7 separate regions of the Homo sapiens genome follow, and all the other regions are linked to region 2. The links are chromatin contacts, found by Hi-C or POLR2A ChIA-PET in ENCODE. All regions are on one chromosome and are shown on one strand. Each heading gives the region's core, a stretch centred on a gene start or an enhancer-like site at or near the end of the contact. The rest is flanking DNA. Distances are from core to core; before and after follow the strand shown.

Region 1 (3,177 bases), core at 631-3,130, 1.9 Mb before region 2:
AATGGGGATGACTTGAGCACAGGGTCTGCTTCACAAGGTGGTTTGGAGATTTACGGTATGAGTTATTTATGATATGAGTTCCTTAAACCTTTACACCAGGGTTTATACCTAGAAATGAACTACTTTTTTTTTTTTTTTTTTTTTTGAGACGGAGTTTTGCTCTTATTGCCCAGGCTGGAGTGCAATGGTGCGATCTCGGCTCACTGCAACCTCTGCCTCCCAGGTTCAACTTCCACCTCCTGGGTTCAAGTCATTCTCTGGCCTCAGCCTCCTGAGTAGCTGGGATTACAGACGCCCGCCACCACACCCGGCTAATTTTTGTATTTTTAGTAGAGACGGGGTTTCACCATGTTGGCCAGGCTGGTCTCAAAACTCCTGACCTCAGGTGATCCACCCGCCTCAGCCTCCCAAAGTGCTGGGATTACAGGCGTGAGCCACCGTGCCCGGCCTGAAATGAACTACTTATTTTAAGAGCTGCTACTCTTACTATAATTCAGTTGGAGGGCACAACTACGGAGGGGAGGCTGGGTCAGCCCAAGGGGGGCACCCCAGGTGAATCCTAGAGATCTGGAAGGAGTGGCCCCAGCGCAGCCTGGACACACCTTGATGTCCTCCATTTTAACATCCAGCATCTCCTCGGGCTCCACAGCCTCTGCCCATCCTTCGACCTCCTCGTCATCCTGGAGGCTGTCAAAGATCAGTTCAAAGAACACCAGCTTCTCGGAGATGGTGCTGAAGGAGTTGTCAAAGCACAGCTTGTAGTCCCCGGCCTCCGTTGGCTCCACCCTGGGCAGACAGACACACAGACATGACCCAGGGTGGCCAGCCAGCCGACTCAGCGGGGCAGTCAGGGCGGTAACCTGAGGCCGCCTGGGAAGGGCAGGGCTGTAACTGAACCCAGGCAGGCATCAAGACTGAACTCACGTGTGTACCCCATCAGCCTTGCGGGACTCGCTGACCAACAGCACGCCCTGAGGGCTCTCCAGCGTGAAGTCCACGTCCAGTCCAGCACCTCCGATCACCTGGGGGGCAGGTAAGAGCGGGTGGAGGGCTAGCGGTAGGCCAAGGGCGCCTGCCGAAGAGGGCTACGGCTGAACCAACACTGATCAATACAGACCACCAAGGGCTTACCTGAACGGCGGCACACCCACACCCGCCCCAACCTGTCCCAGTGGCTGCGCCCCTTGCCTCCACCCTCATTGATATGACAGCTTGGGGTCCATACTTTCAGCTGACCACGCACCTACCAAAAGTACTTAATGGACGTTTACCTGACCACGCCCCTGGTTGGCTCCGCCTCCGAAAGAGGATAGGCCCAGCCTTTTTCCTTAGTCTAACCCCCGAGAAAGGCCTGTGTGGGCAACGCCCCCGCAGTTGACCTATCAGCACTATCGCCACGCCCACCAGCCAGAGTCCTGTCCTCTCAGAGGCTCCCTATACTTATCGATGGCCCCGCCCCCTCTGGATCTCTTACTCTAGCCCCGCCTGCTTCATTACTCCCTCCCCTTCCGCTCCCACACACCGTCCCCGCCCCATCTGTCCATCTCTTTCTAGCTCCGCCCCCGCGCTCCCAAGCACGGATTCCTCCCCCTTCCTCCTAAAGCGCGCCTCGCCTCGACCGCTTGGCCACGCCCCCTCTCCCTGACTCTGCTGGCCGCCCAGCCCGCGACCCTCTACCTGGTATTCGGTCTCGAGGCTTGCGTTGGCCGGCGCGGACTGGTAGAAACACTGCTTCCTCCCCGCCGGCAACAGGAACGTGAACTCACCGTCCTGGATTGGCGGGGGCCCCGCCCCTCCCACCTCCACTGGTGGCATTAGTAGCCACAAGGCCAGGGCTAGGGCCGCGCCGGCCGCCATCATCCGGGTCACCCTCTGGTCTGCAAAGGGGTCGCGGCTCCTTTAAGCGCTAGCCCTGCCCCGGTGCTACTCGGCGGAGCTCATTGGCAGTGGCTTCTGTATGTTGTCCGTAACCAGAGGTGCCAGGAGTGAAGGACCCCCCCACTAGAGGGCAGGCGGCCCGAATGAATGCCTGATGTGCCCAGAAACACTCAACCGTCTGGGAATATTTTTCTCAAAGGCTTCGGCTCTCTTCTCGGCCGCTGGTGGAGGAAAATTACAAAAATAAGTGCCATGATGGCGCATCTTTTGTAGGCAGTAGCTAAGACAACTAAAGTTACAGGCGGCAGGGTCCTTTTTAGTCACCTCCACGTGGTTTTCCCAGAGTGCGCCGCGCGTGACAACCTTTGGCGGGACCGACGTGGTGGAGTGGACCCAAAAATAGCGTCTAGGCGTGGCCCTGTACGCGACCCGTAGGGCTCGCCTATAAAAGGGCTGGGGCGGGGCGGAGATACCTGTGGCGTCGTGTTTTGCTTGCTCTGTGAGCGTGGTCCAGGTTCGACGCCTTTTGCGCCTTAGAGGCATCAGCGTATCAGTTTCCTCGTAAGTCGGGAGTGATGGAACGACCACCCTGTAGTGCGGCTGTGAGAATTGAGATGAGGCTTGGTTCATATTGAGTGCTCAGCTTTCCTGGCTTATAGACAGTGGAGGGGCGTGGCCCCACCATGCACCCCAAGGGTCTCAGACTCAAGGGCCAGCAGGTAAATAGAGCCATTACAGTAGCCTCGGGTCAGAAAAACGACAGCCCAGGTAGGAAGAGATAAGGACAGTGTGGGACTGGGAGCCACGTTGCCTGGTTCAGCTCCTGCCCCACCCATTACTTGAGGCATTCCCTCTGTTGAGCCTCAGTTTCCTCTTCTGCAAAATGGGGATAATAGGCCTACGCTACTGGGCTGTCTTTAGGATACGTGAAATGCTTGTTGAGTGCTTGCTTCCGCAGTGCGTGGGACATCACAGGCCCTCAGTAAATAATAATCTGTTATTTGGTTCCCGTCTAAACATAAACTGTGTACAGGGAGATGTTTAGTCTTCAAAGATAAACCCGGAAAAGGTTGGCAGGTGATGACAAAGATCCCTCAAATACAGCTGGCTGTTGTCAGCACTTTCCTGCATTTGGAGAATTTGGGGAAGTAGCTCTTTGTAATATCAGTTTGGTATTCCTTTTCACTCCAACTTTTTCTATCATTTACACTCACTGCTTGGACAATTTGAAGTAACAGTGGAGAACGGGTGACTCCTTTTCTTTTTTTTCTTTTTTTTTTTAATTTTTTTTTCCTTTTT
Region 2 (3,649 bases), core at 400-2,899:
GCTCTGCTCGGTTCCCCCCTCCCCCGCCCGGCCCGTTCTAGCTGCCAGGAGGATCGGGCCCAACCGGCTTCCCGGCCTTTCCCGGTCGGGCGCGGCCCCGACGCCCGGGCCGCGCGCGGCGCAGGCTCGGTGCCCGGCGGGGGTCGACGCAAGCCGGGGCCAAGAGGGTCGGGCTCTGAGTGAGGCCCACTTACCCGGCCCCGGGCAGCAGCGGCGGCAACTCGCGCTGCGGCTTCTCCAGAGACTCGCGCGGAAGGAGGGAGCCAAAGAGAGAGAATTAAAAAAAAAAAAAAAAAAAAAAAAGAAAGAAAGAAAAAAAAAAAAGAAAAACGCGGCCGTAGGTGAGCCGCCGCGGCTCCCGTACTCCGTTCAAACTGGTCCCGCCGAGCCAATCGGAAGGTTCAACCTTCACACGTGCCCTGGCACTTGGGAAACCCGGGCTGAGACAAGGTCCGGTCACGTGACCAAAGAGTTGCCGTTTCTTTGGCCTCTCTAGCCAGCCGGTCCTCCCAGTGTCTCGTTTTCCCAGCATCTTTCACTGACCTGACCGCAAGCTCTTTAGCTGGAGCCAGGAGTTTGGTAGCGCGTGGGGACTTTGTGTGTGATGGATCCAGGAACCCCTCGGCCAGAGCCAGCACCCTCCTTGTCACCTTCCTCCACTAAAAATTGAAATGTGCCTCCCTTCCCCCATCCAGAGGTACTTGGGAGGAGTACGCTGTGTGTGCGCAAGGAAAGAGCTGAGCGTGCTCTTTATACCCCAGAGACAAAGGAAAGAAAGCAGGACAAAGTAAGTGCCTGAGACAAGCCGGGTTCCTACAGAAGCCTCTGCCACTTTTTGCATTATTTTCCAGTACTGTTTGATAGTTTTTACAAGGAGATGAAAAAGCCACAAGGATATAAATTTTTGAATAAAACGAAATGAACTAATAAAATAAACTTTGAACCACGCCTAATCCCTTTCCCTACCTGAAGTTGAATGAGGTGGAACAGCGCAGGAAATTCTGGCAAGGGCAGGGTCATGAAGAAAGAAATCTTCTTGATCCTTGCGACGTCTGAAGACAGTAGGGCACCGTTTTTCCTTCTCTTGAGAGAGGAGCAGATGGTAAAAAGCTGGAGACCCTGTAGCGTCTTGGTTTCCCCTCCCTGCCCTGCCGATAACAAAGTGGGAGACCTCCTGCCACTTGAAGCCTCAGTTTCCCCACTTGTCAAATGGGTATAAGAGCAGTTCGCGCGATTAGAGATCATCCAAGTTAAGCATGACCTGGCCAGCTCTGAATTGTTCCTTAAAAACGTGGCTTTACCCTCCAAGGCTCAAGGCTGTTCTTTTACTGTATTCAGCCCCTCCCTAAGCCGATATTTAATGAATTCACCAGCTCTAATCCCAAAGAACAACCCACCCTGCCCTGAGGAACTTTTTGACCCTCGAGAGAGGCAGAGGTCAATTTTTGCCCCTGCCTGAAGGAGGGGAACAGCTATCTCAACCCACTTGCCGTAGGCAAAGTCAGTCCCGGCTCCGTTCATTCATGAAAATCAAGTCCCGGGCCTCCAAGGTTAGGGAAGTGTCGGCAGGCGCCTAACTCCACTCGGAGAATCGCGGAAGACACCCTAAAGGAGCAGTTGGGATTCCGAGGTAGCCAGTTCCGCTGGACTGAAACCTGGGCTGAGAAACACGTGCAGAAAGCCGCCACCAAGGCATGCGTAAAGGCCTCCCTCTCCCCCACCCTCCGATAAGCCCTGGAACTACAAATCCCGTCCTGCCATGCGCCAGGGTCGCCGCGCTTTGGGGTTTTGGCTGAGACTCAAATTGGCAGGAGGGTCTCTAGACCAACCGAGGTGCATGGGGAGCAGAAGAGTGAGACTGGGGAGCTGGGGCTGGATTTGGGGGTTCCTGGAGCGAGTGTGAACGATAAGAGCTTTCTGGTCAAATTTGGGGGCTGCCCCAGATAAAGATCAGATGGGGAGCGAGTTTGGGATGCAGGAGACAATTTGTTAAGGTTCACCCCCTTCATATAATATGGCAAATTTTCAGCGGCCCTCCGCAAGCCTTGGGGCAGAACAAAGTAGCCCCTGCTGCATGTGTGGTCCACATTGTTGGCCCTTGTGTGGTCACGGAATTTTTTCTTCCTCTCCAGCTGGTGAATTTGAGTGTTGAATCAGGACAAGGTTTTGGGTTTTTGTTGTTTTGTTGTTTTTGTTTTTCTATTTCTTTGTTTTGTTTTGTTTTGTTTTTGAGACGGAGTCTCGCTCTGTTACAAGGCTGAAGTGCAGTGGCGCGATCTCAGCTCATTGTAACCTCCGCCTCCCGGGTTCAAGCGATTCTCCTGCCTCAGCCTCCCGAGTAGCTGGGATTACAGGCATGCGCCACCACGCCCGGCTAATTTTTTTTAATAGAGATGGGGTTTCACAATGTTGACCAGGATGGTCTTGATTTCTTGACCTCATGATCTGCCTGCCTTGGCCTCCCAAAGTGTTGGGATTACAGGCGTGAGCCACCGCGCCTGGCTTTTTTTGTTTTTTTGTTTTTTGAGATGGTGTCTTGCTCTCATTGTCCCGGCTGAAGTGCAATGGCTCAATCTCGGCTCACTGCAACCTCCGCCCCCGGATTCAAGCGATTCTCCTGCCTCAGCCTTCCGAGTAGCTGGAATTACAGGCGCCTGCCACCACGCCAGGCTAATTTTTTGCATTTTTAATAGAGATGGGGTTTTGCCATGTTGGCCAGGCTGGTCTTGAACTCCTGACCTCAGGTGATCCACCTGCCTCGACCTCCCAAAGTGCTGGGATTACTGTGCCCGGCCCAGTTTTCCTATTTCTTTCTTTCTTTCTTTTTTTTTTTTTTTTTTTTTTTTTTTTTTTTTTTTTGAGACACTGTCTTGCCCTGTCGCCCAGGCTGGAGTGCAATGGTGGGATCTCAGCTCATTGCAACCTCCGCCTCCGGGATTCAAGCTATTCTGCCTCAGCCTCCCGAGTACCTGGGACTACAGGCACCCGCCACCACACCCAGCTAATTTTTGTATTTTTAGTAGAAACAGGGTTTCACCATATTGGCGAGGCTGATCTTGAACTCCTGACCTTGTGATCTGCCCGCCTTGGCCTCCCAAAAAGTGCTGGGATTACAGGTGTGAGCCACCGTGCCTGGCCTTTTTTCCTTTTTTTTTTTTTTTTTTATTTTGAGGTGGAGTTTTGCTCTTGTTGCCCAGGCTGGAGTGCAATGGTGCAATTTCGGCTCACCACAACCTCTGCCTCCCGGGTTCAAGTGATTCTCCTGCCTCAGCCTCGCGAGTAGCTGGGATTACAGGCATGTGCTACCACGCCCTGCTAATTTTGTATTTTTAGTAGAGACCGGGTTTCTCCATGTTGGTCAGGCTGGTCTCGAATTCCCGACCTCAGGTGATCCACCTGCCTTGGCCTCCCCAAGTGCTGGTATTACAGGCATGAGCCACCATGCCTGGCCTTTTTTCCTATTTCTTAAGCACCTACTGCATGTCAAGTGGTTTCCAAATGTTATCTCATTAATACCGGATGTGGTGGCTCATGCCTGTAATCTCAGCACTTTGGGAGGCCGAGGGCAGATCACGAGGTCAGGAGATTGAGACCATCTTCTGGCTAACACAGTGAAACCCTGTCTCTACTAAAAATACAAAAAAATTAG
Region 3 (3,258 bases), core at 511-3,010, 1.3 Mb before region 2:
TGTTATCCAACCACTACACTCCAGCCTCAACAGCAGAGCAAGACCCTGTCAGAAAGAAAGAAGGCTGGGCGCGGTGGCTCACACATGTAATCCCAGCACTTTGGGAGCCAAGGCCGTGGATCACTTGAGATCAGGAGTTCGAGACCAGCCTGGCCAACATGGTGAAACCCAGTCTCTACTAAAAATATAAAAATTAGGTGTGGTGGCACGCACCTATAGTCCCAGCTAGTCAGGAGGCTGAGGCTCGAGAATCGCTTGAACCTTGGAGGCAGAGGTTGCAGTGAGCCGAGATCATGCCACTGCTCTCCAGCCTAGGCGACAGAGCAAGACCCTGTCTCAAAAAACAAAAAACAAAACAAAAAAAAACGCGGGTGCAGTGGCTCACGCCTGTAATCCCAGCAGTTTGGGAGGCCGAGGCGGGCTCACGCCTGTAATCCCAGCAGTTTGGGAGGTCAAGAGATTGAGACCACCCTGGCCAATATGGTGAAATCCCTCTGTACTAAAAATACAAAAATTAGTTAGGCGTGGTGGCGTGTGCCTGTAGTCCCAGCTACTCAAGAGGCTGAGGCAGGAGAATCGCTTGAACCCGGGAGGCGGAGGTTGCAGTGAGCCGAAATCGTTCCACTGCACTCCCACCTGGCAACAGAGTGAGATTCTGCCAAAAAAAAAAAAAAAAATAGAGAAAATAAATTACAAGAAAGTATGAAGTACAGTTCAGTCGGTTCTGAACCCATGAGAAGTTTTAAGAGACAGAGAAGGAAAAACATGAACTAAGTATGAGTTTTTGCCCAGAAACGGTTTACCTAGACTCATGCTGGAGAAATACCTTTGTCACACCATGAAGATTGGATGGGCACTGTTGACCCCTGACCCTCTGTACCCTCTGGAGCCATCTTACCTAACAGTTGTATCTTTTTATGTAACTCAGCCACCTGAGAGTGCACAGAGGGCTTCCCTGCACCTCTGTGGAAGGATCCTCCCTTGGAACGGCCTGGGGTCCACGCCTGGGCTGTGCCCTTGCCTCGGAGGTGGCTGGGTTTGCCCGAAGCCTCCCTGCCCTTGACCCTGGAAGAGGGCGTCGAAGCCTGGTCCTGAGGAGGCAGGGCGTTGGCGGAGGCCGCCCTGCACAGAGGAGATGTCATGATGGGGTTGGGGCTGAAGGCCCCTAGGGGTTAGGGGGATAACTAGGAGTCAGTCGCCCCTGTCAGGGATCCGTCAGCTCGGATTCCTAGGGCTCTGAAAAATGCACTTTCCGACCGCTAGGTGGTTGCGCTCCGCATCTCTCGGTTGCCAGGTAACCGCCTCCCCGTCTCTCTCCACTGTTTCCATGGAGATCACCCGCGTTCCGTGGCTGACACTGCGTTCTCATTGGCTGAGGCTGCATAGAGGGGCGGTCCCAACAGTGGGCGGGGTAGAGCCGCGCCGCAGGACGGAGGGTCTGGACACTTTGGGGTCACGTGCTCATTCCGTTTCCCTACCTCCCCCAACCTTATCCCGCCCCTGGGGGTTCGCGGGCATTTTTCAGGAACTTTCTTTCCGGCTTGAGAAGCCGCCACTCCCAAGATGGAGGTACGCTGCGCCGCCATTAAGAGCTAGCCCTCAGAACTATCCTCTCTAAGGTTTCACAGTCCTGCCCAAGATGGCCGTCTCGGCTCTGGCACCGCCCCCACTCCTGCCTCTCCCAACATGGCGACCCTGAGTCTCCGTTCCCGGTGCGGAACGTACGACCGGAAGTGACGGGGTCCAGAAATTTCCGCTTTCTTTCTGCAGCAGGAACCGCGGCTGCTGGACAAGAGGGGTGCGGTGGATACTGACCTTTGCTCCGGCCTCGTGTAGGTGTGAACGAGCGGGTGGGAGGGCACCTCAGTTTCTTACAGGGGGCAACCGGAGGGTGCATGTGTGGGTGTGGACGGCGGAGGCTGTTAATCCCTTTGGTCTGTTGGCGGGAATTGGGTCACAATTGGGCACAGGGAGCGGAGGTTTTGAGATCTTGAGATCCTCGCCATTGATTTGAGCAAAGTGAGACTGGCCAGGATTGGGGAGATCGCTGCCCCTCGCCCCCATATCGGAAACAAAGTGAGGCCTCATTGCCTGGAAGCGATGGAGGAATCCAATTGGCTGGAAGTAGCCCTCTCCCACTGACCGGGATCCGCTTTCTTCCTGCAGCGTGAAGACACAGCGCATCTCCCCGCTGTAGGCTTCCTCCCACAGAACCCGTTTCGGGCCTCAGAGCGTCTGGTGAGATGCTGTTGCCGCTGCTGCTGCTGCTACCCATGTGCTGGGCCGTGGAGGTCAAGAGGCCCCGGGGCGTCTCCCTCACCAGTGAGTCCTCCTGTTCACCCTCCCGCCAGGCTGGAGGTGGGAGGGGCCAACATTGGGCCTTAGGGATAGGCATTTACAGCCTTTTGACTCAGTTTCCCGGTAGTGCTCCGCTGGTGGGGATGGGAGGACAGAGGTGGTATTTGGTGGAGAAGGCGCTTACCTGCCCTGGGCTGAGCTTCCTGTACCCCGCAGATCATCACTTCTACGATGAGTCCAAGCCTTTCACCTGCCTGGACGGTTCGGCCACCATCCCATTTGATCAGGTCAACGATGACTATTGCGACTGCAAAGATGGCTCTGACGAGCCAGGTGAGCCTTTTCTCTGTTCATCCATCAGATGTTTATTGAACACTGCTCAGTGCCAGGCCCTGTCTGTGTGACCAAGATACTACCTCTGCTGGCTCCCCTTTGAGTGGGCAGAAACAAGCTCAGAAGTCAGTGGTCAGTGTTATGGCCCCGGGCAGCTGGAGGAGCCCAGAGTCGTCCTCCTCCCAAGCCTCGGGGTCAGAGAAGGCTCCTCCAAGGAGGTGAGGTTTCAGTTGAATCCCGAAGGTGCTGCAGATGGAGGGGTCAACACGGGCAAACCCCTAGAAGTGGGAGACAGGGTGGGGCCAAGAGCAATCCAGCAGGAGACAGAGGTGAAGGGAGACCCTGGCTTTTTGTTTTTGTGTGTTTTGAAGAGACAGGGTCTTGCTTTGTTGCTGAGGCTGGAGTACAGTGGCATGATCGTAGCTCACTGCAGCCTGGAACTCTTGGGCTCAAGTCATCCTCCTGCCTTGGCCTCCCAAAGTGCTGGGGTTACAGGTGTGAGCCACCGTGCCTGGATGAGACCGTGTCTTTGGTTTTGTTTTTGTTTTGAGACGGAGTCTTGCTCTGTTTCCCAGGCTGGAGTGCAGTGGCGCCATCTCGGCTCACTGCAAGCTCCGCCTCCCGGGT
Region 4 (3,259 bases), core at 733-3,232, 1.3 Mb before region 2:
TCTCGCTATGTTGCCCAGGCTGGAGTGCAGTGGCACAATCACTGCTCACTGCAGCTTTGACTTCCTTGGGCTCAAGCAATCCTCCTGCCTCAGACTCCCAAGGAGCTGGGACTACAGGTGCACGCCACCACACCTGGCTAAATTTTTTTTTTTTTTTTTGAGACAGAGTCTCGCTCTGTCGCCCAGGCTGGAGTGCAGTGGCGCGATCTCGGCTCACTGCAAGCTCCATCTCCCGGGTTCACGCCATTCTTCTGCCTCAGCCTCCCAAGCAGCTGAGACTACAGGCGCCTGCCACCATGCCTGGCTAATTTTTTTTTCTATTTTTAGTAGAGGCTGGGTTTCACCGTGTTAGCCAGGATGGTCTTGATCTCCTGACCTTGTGATCTGCCCACCTCGGCCTCCCAAAGTGCTGGGATTACAGGCGTGAGCCACCGCGCCCGGCCAACACCTGGCTAATTTTGAAGTATTTTGTAGAGATGGGGGTCTCCCTACATTGCCCAGGCTGGTCTTGAACTCTTGGCCTCAGGCAATCCTCTTGCCTTGGCCTCCCAAAGCACTGGGACTACAGACATAAGCCACCACACCTGGCCTGTATGTGCATTTGGAGTGTTGAAATGTGAGGTGAATCATGCGTTGTATATCTGCTGGGGGATGGGGGCTGAGGTGGCGTGTTTGACAGCGCAGTGTATCGGTGTGCTTCACTGTGTGTGTCTGTGTGTGTAGTGGCAATGTCATAGTTGCGTGTTTTGCAAGAGAAAGGGTGTGGGGGATGAATGTGGGACAGAGTTTGTATGGGATGCTTTGTGTCAGGATAGGGCAAGGTTGGAGCATGTGGATGATGGGGATTCTGAAAGTAGAATATATTCAGAGATGCCATGGTGTGTGTGTGTGTGTGTGTGTGTGTGTAGAGGGGTGTGAGTGAGCCCAGCTGTGTGAGTGGGTGTGTTGGGGGATGTCGTGGAGCTGTTTTCTGGTCCCAGAGGGAGAGAGAAAGCCCAGGAAATCTCACTTTCTCCCTGCCCCTGGGTCTCCAGGCAACGGCACCACTTTGGAGTTACCAGGAGACAAGGTTGCCAGGGCAACACAGGCGTGAGTGGCAGCTCTGGGGCGAAGTCTGGGTGAGAAGATCCAGCCAGGGATCACGATCATTCACTTTGTTCCTCCCTTTCTCCCTGTTTCTCATCAATCCCACCTCCCTTCCTTCATTGTCTTAACGAGCACGTATTTGAGAACCTACAAATGTGCTAGGTGCTATTCTCGGTACTGGAGAACAGAAGTGAACAAGACAATGTCCCTGCTGTATCTCTCCTTCAGTCTTCCAGCTCCTGTCTCTTTATCTCTCCTGCTTCCTTCTTTGTCCTGCGGTCCTGCCTTCCCCCCGTACCACAAAGGCGGCCCCACAGAACCCCTTAGCCAGTGAGGAAGTAAGTTGAGAGGCTTCATCTCACAGACTTTCGGGGATGGCCGTTGATGTTTTGTCCACGAGCCTGTGTCCCCAGACACACACTCCGGCCCATACTCAGGTGCACAGAAAGACAAGCACACAGCTCATCCCCCTCTCCAAAACTCTCAGTTGTCATTGGATGACATCAGCAAAACCACACACAAATACATGCCGATCACAATACTCCTCTGAGATATCATAAGCCCCATTTTACAGCAGGGCAAACTGAGGCTAGGAGCCTTTAAATAATATGTCACTCATTCTGGTCTACTCCTCCAACTTTCAACCCTTATATTTGTCTGATTAGCTGACAATAATAGTATTCGTGCTGGTTCCCCCAGCAGCCTCCCTCAGGGAAGGGTCTTATTTCCCTCGAATGCACCCATTCCTCCGCATAGGTTCTAACCATTTGCCCATTCACCTGAGGAATCGAGTTTTGATGGACAGATTCCTAGACCAATAGAGAAACTAAGTGAACTGTACCGATGCGGCCACGGCTTGGGCGGGACTAAGGCTGGGAACGAGCCACCGATTGGTCAGAGCTACGCGGCGAATGGCGGAGACGCTGAGGCGGGTGCTAACCAGGGGCGGTGCGGCCTGGTCCGGGGAGGAGAACATGCCTGCCGCCGGACCGCCTTTGCTGCTGCTCGGTACACCAGGATCTGGAAAAACAGCGCTGCTATTTGCTGCGGCCCTAGAGGCGGCGGGGGAGGGCCAAGGCCCAGTCCTCTTCCTGACACGAAGGCCTCTTCAAAGCATGCCCCGCGGGACCGGAACGACTCTAGACCCAATGCGACTCCAGGTAACCGTGGGGGTGGGAGCAGAGGCGTTCTAGCCAATGGTGGAGTAGATCCGGGATATTGAGTAACAGGTAGACAAGCCAATGGAGAGGACGGTGGAAGAGCGAGCCAGGGCAGCCACGATGGGGCGGAGTCAGGCAGGCGGAGTGAGGAGTGGCACCACGCGGAGCTTAGTTAAGATTGAAGTGAGAGCCCATCCAATGATGGGCGGTGTTAGCAAGAGGCGGTGCCCAGAGATTGAAGTCCGGCCCATCAAGGGGCGGGGCTAAGCTTGGGTCCATTCTGGACCTGAGTTGGTTCCTGTTAGTGTCAAGGATGGGGTCAGACCGAGAATGCTGGGGGAGGGTTTTCCGTGGAAAAATTGCGCTAGAGATTTGGCCAAAAACAAACAAGCAAAAATGGCTTGCCCTCAACTAATACTCGGCAGTGATGAGTGCTGGAAAAACGGGCGAATATAAGAATATTTAACAGCTCTGAACTGGTTCATCCTGGAACCAAGGAAAGTATGCAAGGAGGCAGGGTTACTTTTAAGGAGTCTGGCTTCCTGTGCTGAATCCGGCCCTTTCCTTCTGTTTCTCCTTCTAGAAGATCCGCTTCCAGTACCCACCCTCAACCCGAGAGCTTTTCCGGCTCCTGTGCTCTGCCCATGAGGCCCCGGGGCCAGCCCCCTCCCTTCTGCTGCTCGACGGCCTAGAAGAGTACCTAGCGGAAGACCCAGAGCCCCAGGAAGCCGCCTACCTCATTGCCTTACTTCTAGACACAGCTGCCCACTTCAGCCACCGGCTTGGGCCTGGCCGGGATTGTGGGCTCATGGTGGCCCTCCAGACCCAGGAGGAAGCAGGTAGTGGGGACGTCCTGCACCTGGCACTGCTCCAGCGGTATTTTCCTGCCCAGTGCTGGCTGCAGCCAGATGCACCAGGTCCAGGAGAGCACGGCCTCCGAGCCTGCCTGGAGCCAGGCGGGCTGGGCCCCAGAACAGAGTGGTGGGTGACTTTCCGATCAGATGGAGAAATGA
Region 5 (3,607 bases), core at 1,106-3,605, 1.2 Mb after region 2:
CACCATGCCTGGCCTTGTTTTGTTTTTTATTTGAGACAAGGTCTCGCTCTGTCTCCCAGGCTGGAGTGCAGTGGCACCATCATAGCTCCCTGCAGCCTTGACCTCCTGGGCTCAAGTAATCTTTCTGCCTCAGCCTCCCGAGTGGCTGAAACTATAGGCGTGTGCCAGTAGAGTCAGTGAATTTCTTTGATGTTTTGTAGAGATGAGGGTTTCGCCATGTTGCCCAGGCTGGTCTTGATCTCGTGGGTTCAAGTGATCCTCCCTCCTCTGCTTCCCAAAGTGCTGGGCTTACAGGCATGAGCCACCGCACCTGGCCTGGTCATGTATTTTGAGAACCTTCTTCAATCTGGGATAAATGTCTGATGTTGTCTAATGGTTAGATTGAGGTTCTAGGTTTGGGGATAATATCAGACAGTTACAAATGTCCTCCCTATCACATAGCTGGGGTCCGTGATGTCAGTATGACTTATCACTGGTGATGTTGATTTTGATCACTTGGTTAAGGCAGTAGCTGCCAGGTGTCCCCACTGTCTTGGAGACAGCTTTGCTCTCCATGGACGTAGGGTATGCAAGAAGCAGGGGAACCTTTGGCTAAAGATACATTGTGATGGCCGGGCGCAGTGGCTCACGCCTGTAATCTCAGCACTTTGGGAGGGTGAGGTGGGTGGATCACTTGAGGTCAGGAGTTTGAGACCAGCCTAGCCAACATAGTGAAACCCTGTCTCTACTAAAAATACAAAGATTAGCCGGGCATGGTGGCACATGCCTGTAATCCCAGCTACTTGGGAGGCTGAGGCAGGAGAATCGTTTGCTTGAACCCGGGAGGTGAAGGGTGCAGTGAGTTGAGATTGTGCCATTGCACTCCAGCCTGGGCAACAAGAGCAAAACTCCATCTCAAAAAAAAAAAAAAAAAAAAAGATATGTTGTGATATTGTGTTGTGATATATTTTTAAAAAACCATATTTTGGTCTTAGGTTTTCTAGTACATAACTCCTAAAACCCTTGAAATCAGCTGGGCACAGTGGTTTATGCCTGTAATCCCAGCACTTTGGGAGGCCAAGACGGGATGATCCCTTGAGGTCAGGAGTTTTCGAGCAGCCTGGGCAACATAGTGAGACCCCATCTCTACAAAAAAAATTTTTTTAATGAAGACAATAAAAAAAAACTATCTTCTAGATTGTTCAGAGGATTAAATGGGCTGGCCAGGGGTGGGGGCTCACACCTGTCCTCCCAACACTTTGGGAAGCAGAGGTGGGAGGATCACTTGAGCCCAGGTGTTGGAGACCAGCCTGGACAACTTGGTGAAACTCCGTCCCTACAAAAAATACAAAAAATTAGGCCGGGCGCGGTGGCTTATGCCCGTAATTCCAGCACTTTGGGAGGCCTAGGCGGGCGGATCACCTGAGGTCAGGAGTTCGCAACCAGCCTGGCCAACATAGTGAAACCTCGTCTCTACTAAAAATACAAAAAATTAGGCAGGCGTGGTGGCGCACGCCTGTAGTCCTAGCTACATGAGAGGCTGAGGTGAGAGGATCATCTGAGCCCGGGGTCGAGGCTGCAGTGAACCGTGATCACGCCACTGCACTCCAGCCTGGGTGACAAAGTGAGACTCTGTCTAAAAAAATAAAATAAATGAGGTAATGTATACGAATATGATGCACGGAGCGGACCTTCAACAATTATTTTTATTGCTATGATCTGCATAATTGGCACAACAGGGCCCTGCCACATCGAACTGTTTAAGCTCAGAACCGTGTCTGTCACATGTGGAGCGATCCATGATTGATGCTATCATTATCACCACCATCATCCCACCAACCCGCCCATCGGAAACAAGCTTTCATCGAATCCCATCGTTTTTTCCTTTTTTGTAAATCTCTTTCCTCGGCCTGGCTCTGCCGCCCAAGTATGCTCGTCAGGCCTTTGCCCACCTGGACCGGGCGCGGGCAGCCCGGGGCTGAGGATTCTCGAGCCTTGGTGGACCACAGGCTCCCGTCGCCCCGCCCAAGGGCCTGGACCGCCTGTGGTCTCCATGGAAACCCGCCAGCCACAGGGGGCGTGACGCCGTTGAGACAGACAGAGATATTCACCTATCAGATCAAAGTTATCTGGGCAGGGCGAACAAACGGGACCTCCGAGTGGTACGTCCTTAAGGCGGGGCGGGAATACGGCAACGGGCCGCGGGGGCTGTTACTGTCGCTACCAATCAAGAGTCGAGATGGCTTTGATGGACAGGCATAGCGCGAGTGCGGGCTTTCGCCCAACCGGCGGGCCGCTGTCCCGAAAAAGGACCAATGAGGAGGCGGCAGGGGTGGGGCGAAGGGGCCGGTTGCTCCGGAAGTGGAGGGAGGGGGTGAAAATGGCGCCCAGCTCGAAATCGGAGCGGAACAGCGGGGCTGGGAGCGGCGGCGGCGGCCCCGGGGGAGCCGGAGGGAAGCGGGCAGCAGGGCGGCGGCGGGAGCACGTCCTCAAGCAGCTGGAGCGGGTCAAGGTGAGGCCTGGAGCCGGAGTGGGGAGCGCGCCGGAGGGTGGGGAGTAGGGACGAGGGAGGCGGAGGGAGGAGGGCGTTCGCGGGGTGAGGGGTTGGGGGCGGGGCCCCAGGGGAGGGGGCTCGGATGCAGGGCCTGGGCGGGGCCCGGGGGAGATGGCTTGGATGGAGGGGGCTCAGTTGGGGGCCTGGATGCAGGTGGTTGTGTCGGGTGACCGGCAAAGGGGCTGGGATGGAGGGGGTTGGGGGCGGGGCCCCAGGGAGGGGGCTCGGAGGGAGGCGACCCCAGAGGCCGCAGGGAGAATCAGGAGGAAGGGGGCGATCCAGGCTTTTCAAAGCTCTGCTCCCATGGTTGCTCCATAATGGAACCTTCCCGCCCCCTTTGCAGAGCCCCTGCCGCTGGCTTTGGGCTTCCTCCGCCTGATGTTCCTCTCCCTGCCCAAGCCCCGACCACACATGAGCTGGGAGTTCCAGTACCTGGGTGGGCCTCCCCATTGAAAGTGTGGGAGCTCCCTGGATAGGGCTGAGTCTTCCCCCGCAGAGTGAGAGTTACCGAAGCAGGCTCTGTCTCCTCCATCAGACTGGAAACTCCCAGAGCTGGGGGATGATGTCTCTCTCCCCCATCAGTTTGGGAGCTCTGGAGGGCAGAAATGTGGATCTCTTGCAGGTGGGCAGTAACTGGGGCAAGGCTGTGTCTCTGTGGACAGGGACTGCGCCTTCTCCGTGAGGCTGGTAGCTTTGTAAGGGCAGTGCTGTGTCTCCCCCTTTTGACTGGGAGCTCCCTGGGCTGGGACAGTCTCCGCCCTTAGCCTGGGAGCTCCCTGGGCTTGGCTGTGGTTCCGCCCTTAGCTTGGAAGCTCCTTGGGCAGGGACTGTGTCTCCCCTGTCGGCCTGGGCCTGGCTGGCCAGGCTGTTTCCTCCGTCAGACTGAGACCTCCATGTGGACAGGGCTGTCTCCCATCAGACAGGGAGCTTCCCAGACAGGACTCTTCCCATCAGATTGGAATGTCTTGAAGGCAGAGTTGGGTAGCAAGACTGAGGCTGTTCGGATATCCCTGTGCCTGGCTTCTGCCTGTCAGTCCCCGCAGATCCTTCCGCGGTGAAGTTTTGGGGATGAGG
Region 6 (3,361 bases), core at 205-2,704, 1.6 Mb before region 2:
ACTCCTGTGGTCCTAGCTATTCAGGAGGCTGAGGTGGGAGGATTCCTTGAGCCCAGGGTTGACGCTGCAGAGAGCTGTGATCACGCCACTGCAGTCCAGCCTGAGTGACAGCTGGAAATAATGATAAATAAATAATAAATAATTATTTAAAAAATTATAATAAAAATAATTAAAAAATTATTTTCCCTGATTAATCTTTTTTTTTGTCCTTCTGAGAGTTCAATTTGTCCCTTTTCTGCCTGGTCTCCTAGGTTTCCCTAAAATCCTGCTGAGAGGTTAGCACTGCCTGCCAAAGTCAGTTTGCAAAATCCCAGAGAAATCCAGCTTATTCCTGGGGGAACCGCCAAGACTGCCCAGCCCTGTGTGGGGTTCAGGCAAGTTTCTCACATGTGCCTTTTTGGCAAGAGGCCTCTGGCAACCCCATGAGTCCCCAAAGAGACTCAATTCTAAAAGTTGGTCTCCACCAGCTCTCTGTGGCTTAGGGGTTCAAGTTCAACTGTGAAAGCCCTGTTTTGTTTTGATTTTGCTTTGAGGGAGAGGAAACCGCCCTTCTGTTTGTTCAACTCCTTCTCCTAAGGGGAGAAATCAATATTTACGTCCAGACTCCAGGTATCCGTACAATTGATTTTTCAGATGTTTATACTCAGCCAAAGGCGGGATCCCACAAAACAAAAAATATTTTTTTGGCTGTACTTTTGTGAAGATTTTATTTAAATTCCTGATTGATCAGTGTCTATTAGGTGATTTGGAATAACAATGTAAAAACAATATACAACGAAAGGAAGCTAAAAATCTATACACAATTCCTAGAAAGGAAAAGGCAAATATAGAAAGTGGCGGAAGTTCCCAACATTTTTAGTGTTTTCCTTTTGAGGCAGAGAGGACAATGGCATTAGGCTATTGGAGGATCTTGAAAGGCTGTTGTTATCCTTCTGTGGACAACAACAGCAAAATGTTAACAGTTAAACATCGAGAAATTTCAGGAGGATCTTTCAGAAGATGCGTTTCCAATTTTGAGGGGGCGTCAGCTCTTCACCGGAGACCCAAATACAACAAATCAAGTCGCCTGCCCTGGCGACACTTTCGAAGGACTGGAGTGGGAATCAGAGCTTCACGGGTTAAAAAGCCGATGTCACATCGGCCGTTCGAAACTCCTCCTCTTGCAGTGAGGTGAAGACATTTGAAAATCACCCCACTGCAAACTCCTCCCCCTGCTAGAAACCTCACATTGAAATGCTGTAAATGACGTGGGCCCCGAGTGCAATCGCGGGAAGCCAGGGTTTCCAGCTAGGACACAGCAGGTCGTGATCCGGGTCGGGACACTGCCTGGCAGAGGCTGCGAGCATGGGGCCCTGGGGCTGGAAATTGCGCTGGACCGTCGCCTTGCTCCTCGCCGCGGCGGGGACTGCAGGTAAGGCTTGCTCCAGGCGCCAGAATAGGTTGAGAGGGAGCCCCCGGGGGGCCCTTGGGAATTTATTTTTTTGGGTACAAATAATCACTCCATCCCTGGGAGACTTGTGGGGTAATGGCACGGGGTCCTTCCCAAACGGCTGGAGGGGGCGCTGGAGGGGGGCGCTGAGGGGAGCGCGAGGGTCGGGAGGAGTCTGAGGGATTTAAGGGAAACGGGGCACCGCTGTCCCCCAAGTCTCCACAGGGTGAGGGACCGCATCTTCTTTGAGACGGAGTCTAGCTCTGTCGCCCAGGATGGAGTGCAGTGGCACGATCTCAGCTCACTGCAACCTCCGCCTCCCGGGTTTAAGCGAGTCTCCTCTCTCAGCCTCCCGAATAGCTGGGATTACAGGCGCCCAACCACCACGCCCGCCTAATTTTTGTATTTTTAGTAGAGACGGGTTTTCACCATTTTGGCCAGGCTGGTCTCGAACCCCGACCTCAGGTGATCTGCCCAAAAGTGCTGGGATTACAGGCGTCAGCCACCGCGCCCGGCCGGGACCCTCTCTTCTAACTCGGAGCTGGGTGTGGGGACCTCCAGTCCTAAAACAAGGGATCACTCCCACCCCCGCCTTAAGTCCTTCTGGGGGCGAGGGCGACTGGAGACCCGGATGTCCAGCCTGGAGGTCACCGCGGGCTCAGGGGTCCCGATCCGCTTTGCGCGACCCCAGGGCGCCACTGCCATCCTGAGTTGGGTGCAGTCCCGGGATTCCGCCGCGTGCTCCGGGACGGGGGCCACCCCCTCCCGCCCCTGCCCCCGCCCCTTTGGCCCGCCCCCCGAATTCCATTGGGTGTAGTCCAACAGGCCACCCTCGAGCCACTCCCCTTGTCCAATGTGAGGCGGTGGAGGCGGAGGCGGGCGTCGGGAGGACGGGGCTTGTGTACGAGCGGGGCGGGGCTGGCGCGGAAGTCTGAGCCTCACCTTGTCCGGGGCGAGGCGGATGCAGGGGAGGCCTGGCGTTCCTCCGCGGTTCCTGTCACAAAGGCGACGACAAGTCCCGGGTCCCCGGAGCCGCCTCCGCGACATACACGAGTCGCCCTCCGTTATCCTGGGCCCTCCTGGCGAAGTCCCCGGTTTCCGCTGTGCTCTGTGGCGACACCTCCGTCCCCACCTTGTCCTGGGGGGCGCCCTCGCCCCACCAGCCCCGATCAAGTTCACAGAGGGGCCCCCGGCCACCCTCAAGGCCTCGGTTCCTTACGAGGTTGAAACGTTGCCTCAGAATCTCCCCGCCCCTCCTTGGTCTGCAGCCGAGATCTTCAGCCACGGTGGGGCAGCTATCCCCCGGGACCGACCCCCTGGGGTGGCCTCGCTTCTTCAGAGGCTGTGAATGGCTTCGGTTCAGCTGTCCAAGCGGCGATTTTTCCTCTGGGTGAAATGGATTAGATTTTAGATTTCCACAAGAGGCTGGTTAGTGCATGATCCTGAGTTAGAGCTTTTTAGGTGGCTTTAAATTAGTTGCAGAGAGACAGCCTCGCCCTAGACAACAGCTACATGGCCCTTTCCCTCCTGAGAACCAGCCTAGCCTAGAAAAGGATTGGGATTGCCTGATGAACACAAGGATTGCAGGAAACTTTTTTTTTAATTGGCAAGGGGGTTGGCTTTGACTGGATGGAGAGCTTTGAACTGCCTTGAAATTCACGCTGTAACTAACACACCAGTTTCCTCTGGGAGGCCAGAGAGGGAGGGAGGGTGTAATGAAATACGGATGATTGTTCTTTTATTTTTATTTACTTATTTATTTTTTAACTTTTTGTAGAGATGAGGTCTCGCTTGGTTGCTCAGGCTGGTCTTGAACTCCTGGCCTCAAGCGATCCTCCTACCTCAGCCTCCCAAAGTGTTGGGATTACAGGAGTGAGCCACCGCGCCCCACCGGGGATGATGATGATTGCAAACATTCTGCCACTCAGTTTT
Region 7 (3,344 bases), core at 55-2,554, 1.2 Mb before region 2:
AATTATTTTAAAAAATTAGCTGGACCTGGTGGTGTGCACCTGTAGTTCCAGCTACTGGGAAAGCTGAGGCAGGAGAATCACTTGAGCCATGGAGTTTGAGGCTGCAGTGAGCTATGGAGTGCACTGCACCACTGCACTCCAGGCTTGACGAACAAGTGAGATCCTGTCTCTAAAAAATAAAAATAAATAAATAAAATCAGATAGGGTCTACCCCTCTAAACTCAACTCCTACCACTGGCAGCTTCAGCTACACTGTTTCTGAAAGAAACTAAGTTTATCCCATCTCAGAACCTTTGTACTTGCTTTTCTCTCTGTCTAGAGCTTTCTTCCTCCAGATCTGCCCACAGCTGTCTCTGGTCATTTCAATGAAAGGTCTTCTTTGACCATCTCCCATTCCCCACATTCTAAAAGCCCTCATCACCCTATTAATTTTTGTTTCGGAGACAGGGTCCTGCTCTGTTGCCCAGGCTGGGGTGCAGTGGCACAATCACGGCTCACTACAGCCTCAACCTCCTGGGCTCAAGCAATCCTCCCACCTCAGCTTCCCGAGTAGCTAGGACTACAGGCGTGCACCACTACGCCCAGATAATTTTTTGTAGAGAACAGGGTCTTGCTATGTTGCCAAGGCTGGTCTCGAAACTCCTGGGCTCAAGCGAAATTCCCGACACCATTAACGCATTTTTAGTAACTTATCAGTATCTGAAATCACCTGTTTCGTTTATTTCTAATTTGTTCAAAGTCTGGTTCCCCCAGGAGATGAGAGATTTTTATCTATCTTCCTCATTGCTGTGTCTCCAGCACCAAGGACAGTGCCTGGTATATGACAGATGCCTAACGAGTAACAACTGAACGGAAACAAGCCTCAATTTCAAAAAAACACCTATAAATCTGAACCCCGAGGTATGGTGTACGTACAACAGCTTTGAAACCGGCTGCCAGGATTCTGGGTCTCTTGGGGGAAAAAGGCAGACGCGGATTCCAAATCCTGCCCGGTTGCCGACTTGCGGCGTGACCTCTCGCGAGGTCATCTGCAAAATGGGAGACTGGGGGCGTGAGGCGGCTGGCACAAGACAGGCGGCCTTTCCCAGCGCGTCCCCGCCCCCACTACGAAAGGTCATGGCGCCCTGGCCCTGCAGCTGGGTCCCTCCAGGGCTGCCCTCTCGCGCTGCCGGGTCCTGAAGGGCCCGCCTGCAGCCCAGCAGTTCGCGTTCGCCTACCCGCGCGCGACCTACCTACTCACGCGGCCAGCCGCGGACTCCAGGCCAGCTCTGTCTTGTTGCTGGGCGCTGCCATATTGGCCCAGAGAGCGTCCGGGTCAGGGAGCTCCAGGGAGGTAGCAAATCAAGAAAGCTGGTGTAATAGGTCCCGCCCACAACGCGAGGTGGGCCAATAGGAAGGCGGAAGGATCTGGGACCCGCCTCATAACGAGCCAGGCCCAGCCTCTAATGAGGCAAGACGCACTCCAGACCTGGGAACCTTGAAATGGCCCGGGAGGCTGGACTTGGGAGTCATAGTCTATGAATCCAGTCGCAGGCCCCAGCGGCTGAAATGAGAAAATGAATTAAAAAAAAACAAAAAGTGAAAGGGGGCCGGTACGGTGGCTCATGCCTGTAATCCCAGCACTTTGGGAGGCCAGAAGTTCGAGACCAGCCTGGGCAACATAGCGAGACCCCCTTATCTACAAAAAATTTAAAAATTAACTGGGCATGATGGCGCATGCTCATAGTCCCAGCTATTCGGGAGGCTGAAACGGGAGGATCGCTTGAGCCCTGGAGGTCGAGGCTACAGCGAGCCATGATTGCACCCCTGCACTCCAGCCTGGGCAACAGAGTGAGACCCTGTTTCTAAAAATAGTAATAATAAATAAATAGGGCAGGGCGCGGTGGCTCACGCCTGTAATCCCAACACTTTGGGAGGCCGAGGCCTGCGGATCACCTGAGGTCAGGAGTTCGAGACCAGCCTGGCCAACATGATGAAACCCCGTCTCTACTAAAAATACAAAGTTAGCAGGGCATGGTGGTGGGTGCCTGTAATCCCAGCTTCTCGGGAGGTTGAGGCAGGAGAATCGCTTGAACCCGGGAGACGGAGGTTGCAGTGAGCCAGGATAACACCACTGCACTCCAGCCTCAGCAACAGAGCGAGACTCTGTCTCAAAAAATAAATAAATAAATAAAAATTAGTGGGGCGTGGTGGCGTGCTCCTGTGATCCCAGCTACTCGGGAGGCTGAGGCACGAGAATTGCTTGAACCCAGGAGGTGGAGGTTGCAGCGAGCCGATATAGCACCACTGCACTCCAGCCTGGGCGACAGAGTGAGACTCCGTCTCAGTAAATAAATAAATAGGAAGGCCTCAGTGAGGTGTCCTTTGAGTAAAGGCCGGAGGAAGTGAGTGAGCCATCTGGATATCTGGGGAACGCTTTTGGCACTGGGAACAACAGCAAAGACTCTGTGTGGTCGGAGTGGAGTCTTTGGAGGAAATGGGATAAAACGAGGTGAGATTGAGTAATGGGGGCTCCTGGTCTCCCCCAGAAAGCACCAGATTTAGGCTGTTAATAACTAAGGTGGATAAGCACATAAAATGGGCTATTGGCAATAACAGTGTCCCCCGGGAAGGAAGGCTATCTGCCCTCATAAGCCCATTTCTGCAGTCCCTCAGCCTCTGTGGCGCAGTGAGCTGGCATGGAGACTAGGATGCAAGAACCTACCCTTAGGATGCCTCAAGGACTCTGCGCAGCCGCAGGACATCCACCTCATCAGAACTCTTGTGATTGGGCAATCTGAGAAAACCTGTAGCCAATCAGCTGCTTGGCTGGAGCACTCCTCTCTGGCAAGTTGACAGGCACGTGGGCAGCGGCTGGGAGCGCTACTGCCCTCTGCCAGGCTCCCGCAGCTACAAGCAAGCAGAGTCAGCTCTGCTTAGCTGGGGAGTGGGTAAGATGATGGGGTCGCTGACCTGGCTGTGGCCTTCAGAGTTATTGGTGTCCTTCTCTTGAGGTGGTCATGGCTTTTGTTTTCTTATTTATCCTTCCAGAACTAGTCTTTTAATATTTTATTTTATTTTATTTTATTTTATTTTTGGAGACGGAGTCTGGCTCTGTCGCCCAGGTTGCAGTGCAGTGGTGCAATCTCAGCTAATTGCAACCTCCGCTTCCCACATTCAAGCAATTCTCCTGCCTCAGCCTCCCGAGTAGCTGGGACTACAGGCGCATGCCACCATACCCGGCTAATTTTTGTATTTTTAGTAGAGATGGAGTTTCACCATGTTGCCTAGGCTGGTCTCCAACTCCTGGGCTCAAGCAGTCCTCCCGCTTCAGCCTCCCAAAGTGTCAGAATTACAGGCATTAG

Evidence for each region. A loop is a pair of places that touch in the nucleus more often than their neighbours do. ChIA-PET counts read pairs that join two places held with the same protein, here RNA polymerase II (POLR2A). Pooled maps may share reads with other maps.
Region 1: a loop to region 2 is called in a pooled map, with 12 times the contacts of the local background. The contact joins the promoter of TMED1 here to the promoter of TNPO2 in region 2. A Hi-C loop is called at or near these places in 1 of 168 maps with a recorded cell type or tissue (naive thymus-derived CD4-positive, alpha-beta T cell) and 7 of 50 pooled maps. POLR2A ChIA-PET finds 5 or more read pairs at or near these places in 1 of 52 experiments (activated naive CD4-positive, alpha-beta T cell).
Region 3: a loop to region 2 is called in a pooled map, with 22 times the contacts of the local background. The contact joins the promoter of PRKCSH here to the promoter of TNPO2 in region 2. A Hi-C loop is called at or near these places in 2 of 37 single-sample maps with no recorded cell type and 9 of 50 pooled maps.
Region 4: a loop to region 2 is called in a pooled map, with 4 times the contacts of the local background. The contact joins the promoter of SWSAP1 here to the promoter of TNPO2 in region 2. A Hi-C loop is called at or near these places in 6 of 50 pooled maps.
Region 5: a loop to region 2 is called in a pooled map, with 5 times the contacts of the local background. The contact joins the promoter of DCAF15 here to the promoter of TNPO2 in region 2. A Hi-C loop is called at or near these places in 1 of 50 pooled maps. POLR2A ChIA-PET finds 5 or more read pairs at or near these places in 2 of 52 experiments (HEK293 and activated CD4-positive, alpha-beta T cell).
Region 6: a loop to region 2 is called in a pooled map, with 23 times the contacts of the local background. The contact joins the promoter of LDLR-AS1 here to the promoter of TNPO2 in region 2. A Hi-C loop is called at or near these places in 7 of 50 pooled maps. POLR2A ChIA-PET finds 5 or more read pairs at or near these places in 2 of 52 experiments (RWPE1 and activated CD4-positive, alpha-beta T cell).
Region 7: a loop to region 2 is called in a pooled map, with 5 times the contacts of the local background. The contact joins the promoter of ECSIT here to the promoter of TNPO2 in region 2. A Hi-C loop is called at or near these places in 6 of 50 pooled maps. POLR2A ChIA-PET finds 5 or more read pairs at or near these places in 2 of 52 experiments (CD8-positive, alpha-beta memory T cell and H1).

Annotation. Positions count from the first base shown.
Region 1 is chr19:10,834,332-10,837,508 of GRCh38, forward strand. TMED1 (transmembrane p24 trafficking protein 1) reads right to left here and starts at 1,881. Exons shown (of 4, transcript NM_006858.4): 1 at 1,678-1,881; 2 at 925-1,022; 3 at 603-786. The coding sequence starts at 1,860. It also overlaps a transcript of C19orf38 not described here. RefSeq lists enhancers at 379-1,016, 1,654-2,290, 2,056-2,155.
Region 2 is chr19:12,722,283-12,725,931 of GRCh38, forward strand. It overlaps TNPO2 (transportin 2), which reads right to left and starts at 1,650. Exons shown (of 26, transcript NM_001382241.1): 1 at 1,487-1,650; 2 at 967-1,083. RefSeq lists enhancers at 1-183, 184-801, 600-749, 802-1,420, 1,421-2,037 and a silencer at 10-99.
Region 3 is chr19:11,433,875-11,437,132 of GRCh38, forward strand. It overlaps PRKCSH (PRKCSH beta subunit of glucosidase II), which reads left to right and starts at 1,761. Exons shown (of 18, transcript NM_001289104.2): 1 at 1,761-1,832; 2 at 2,167-2,322; 3 at 2,515-2,631. The coding sequence starts at 2,244. It overlaps ODAD3 (outer dynein arm docking complex subunit 3), which reads right to left and starts at 1,247. Exons shown (of 13, transcript NM_145045.5): 1 at 899-1,247. The coding sequence starts at 1,142. RefSeq lists enhancers at 1,366-1,865, 1,439-1,848, 2,099-2,318.
Region 4 is chr19:11,372,684-11,375,942 of GRCh38, forward strand. SWSAP1 (SWIM-type zinc finger 7 associated protein 1) reads left to right here and starts at 1,983. Exons shown (of 2, transcript NM_175871.4): 1 at 1,983-2,246; 2 at 2,830-3,259. The coding sequence starts at 1,998. RefSeq lists a silencer at 1,813-1,892 and enhancers at 1,993-2,062, 2,283-2,332, 2,563-2,642, 2,663-2,712.
Region 5 is chr19:13,950,154-13,953,760 of GRCh38, forward strand. DCAF15 (DDB1 and CUL4 associated factor 15) reads left to right here and starts at 2,356. Exons shown (of 13, transcript NM_138353.4): 1 at 2,356-2,491. The coding sequence starts at 2,360. It also overlaps a transcript of PODNL1 not described here. RefSeq lists an enhancer at 1,729-1,778 and a silencer at 2,439-2,578.
Region 6 is chr19:11,088,205-11,091,565 of GRCh38, forward strand. It overlaps LDLR-AS1 (LDLR antisense RNA 1), which reads right to left and starts at 1,455. Exons shown (of 1, transcript NR_163945.1): 1 at 864-1,455. It overlaps LDLR (low density lipoprotein receptor), which reads left to right and starts at 1,259. Exons shown (of 18, transcript NM_000527.5): 1 at 1,259-1,411. The coding sequence starts at 1,345. RefSeq lists enhancers at 1,513-2,108, 2,109-2,702, 2,420-2,599, 3,296-3,361 and a silencer at 2,090-2,349.
Region 7 is chr19:11,527,830-11,531,173 of GRCh38, forward strand. ECSIT (ECSIT signaling integrator) reads right to left here and starts at 1,305. Exons shown (of 8, transcript NM_016581.5): 1 at 1,233-1,305.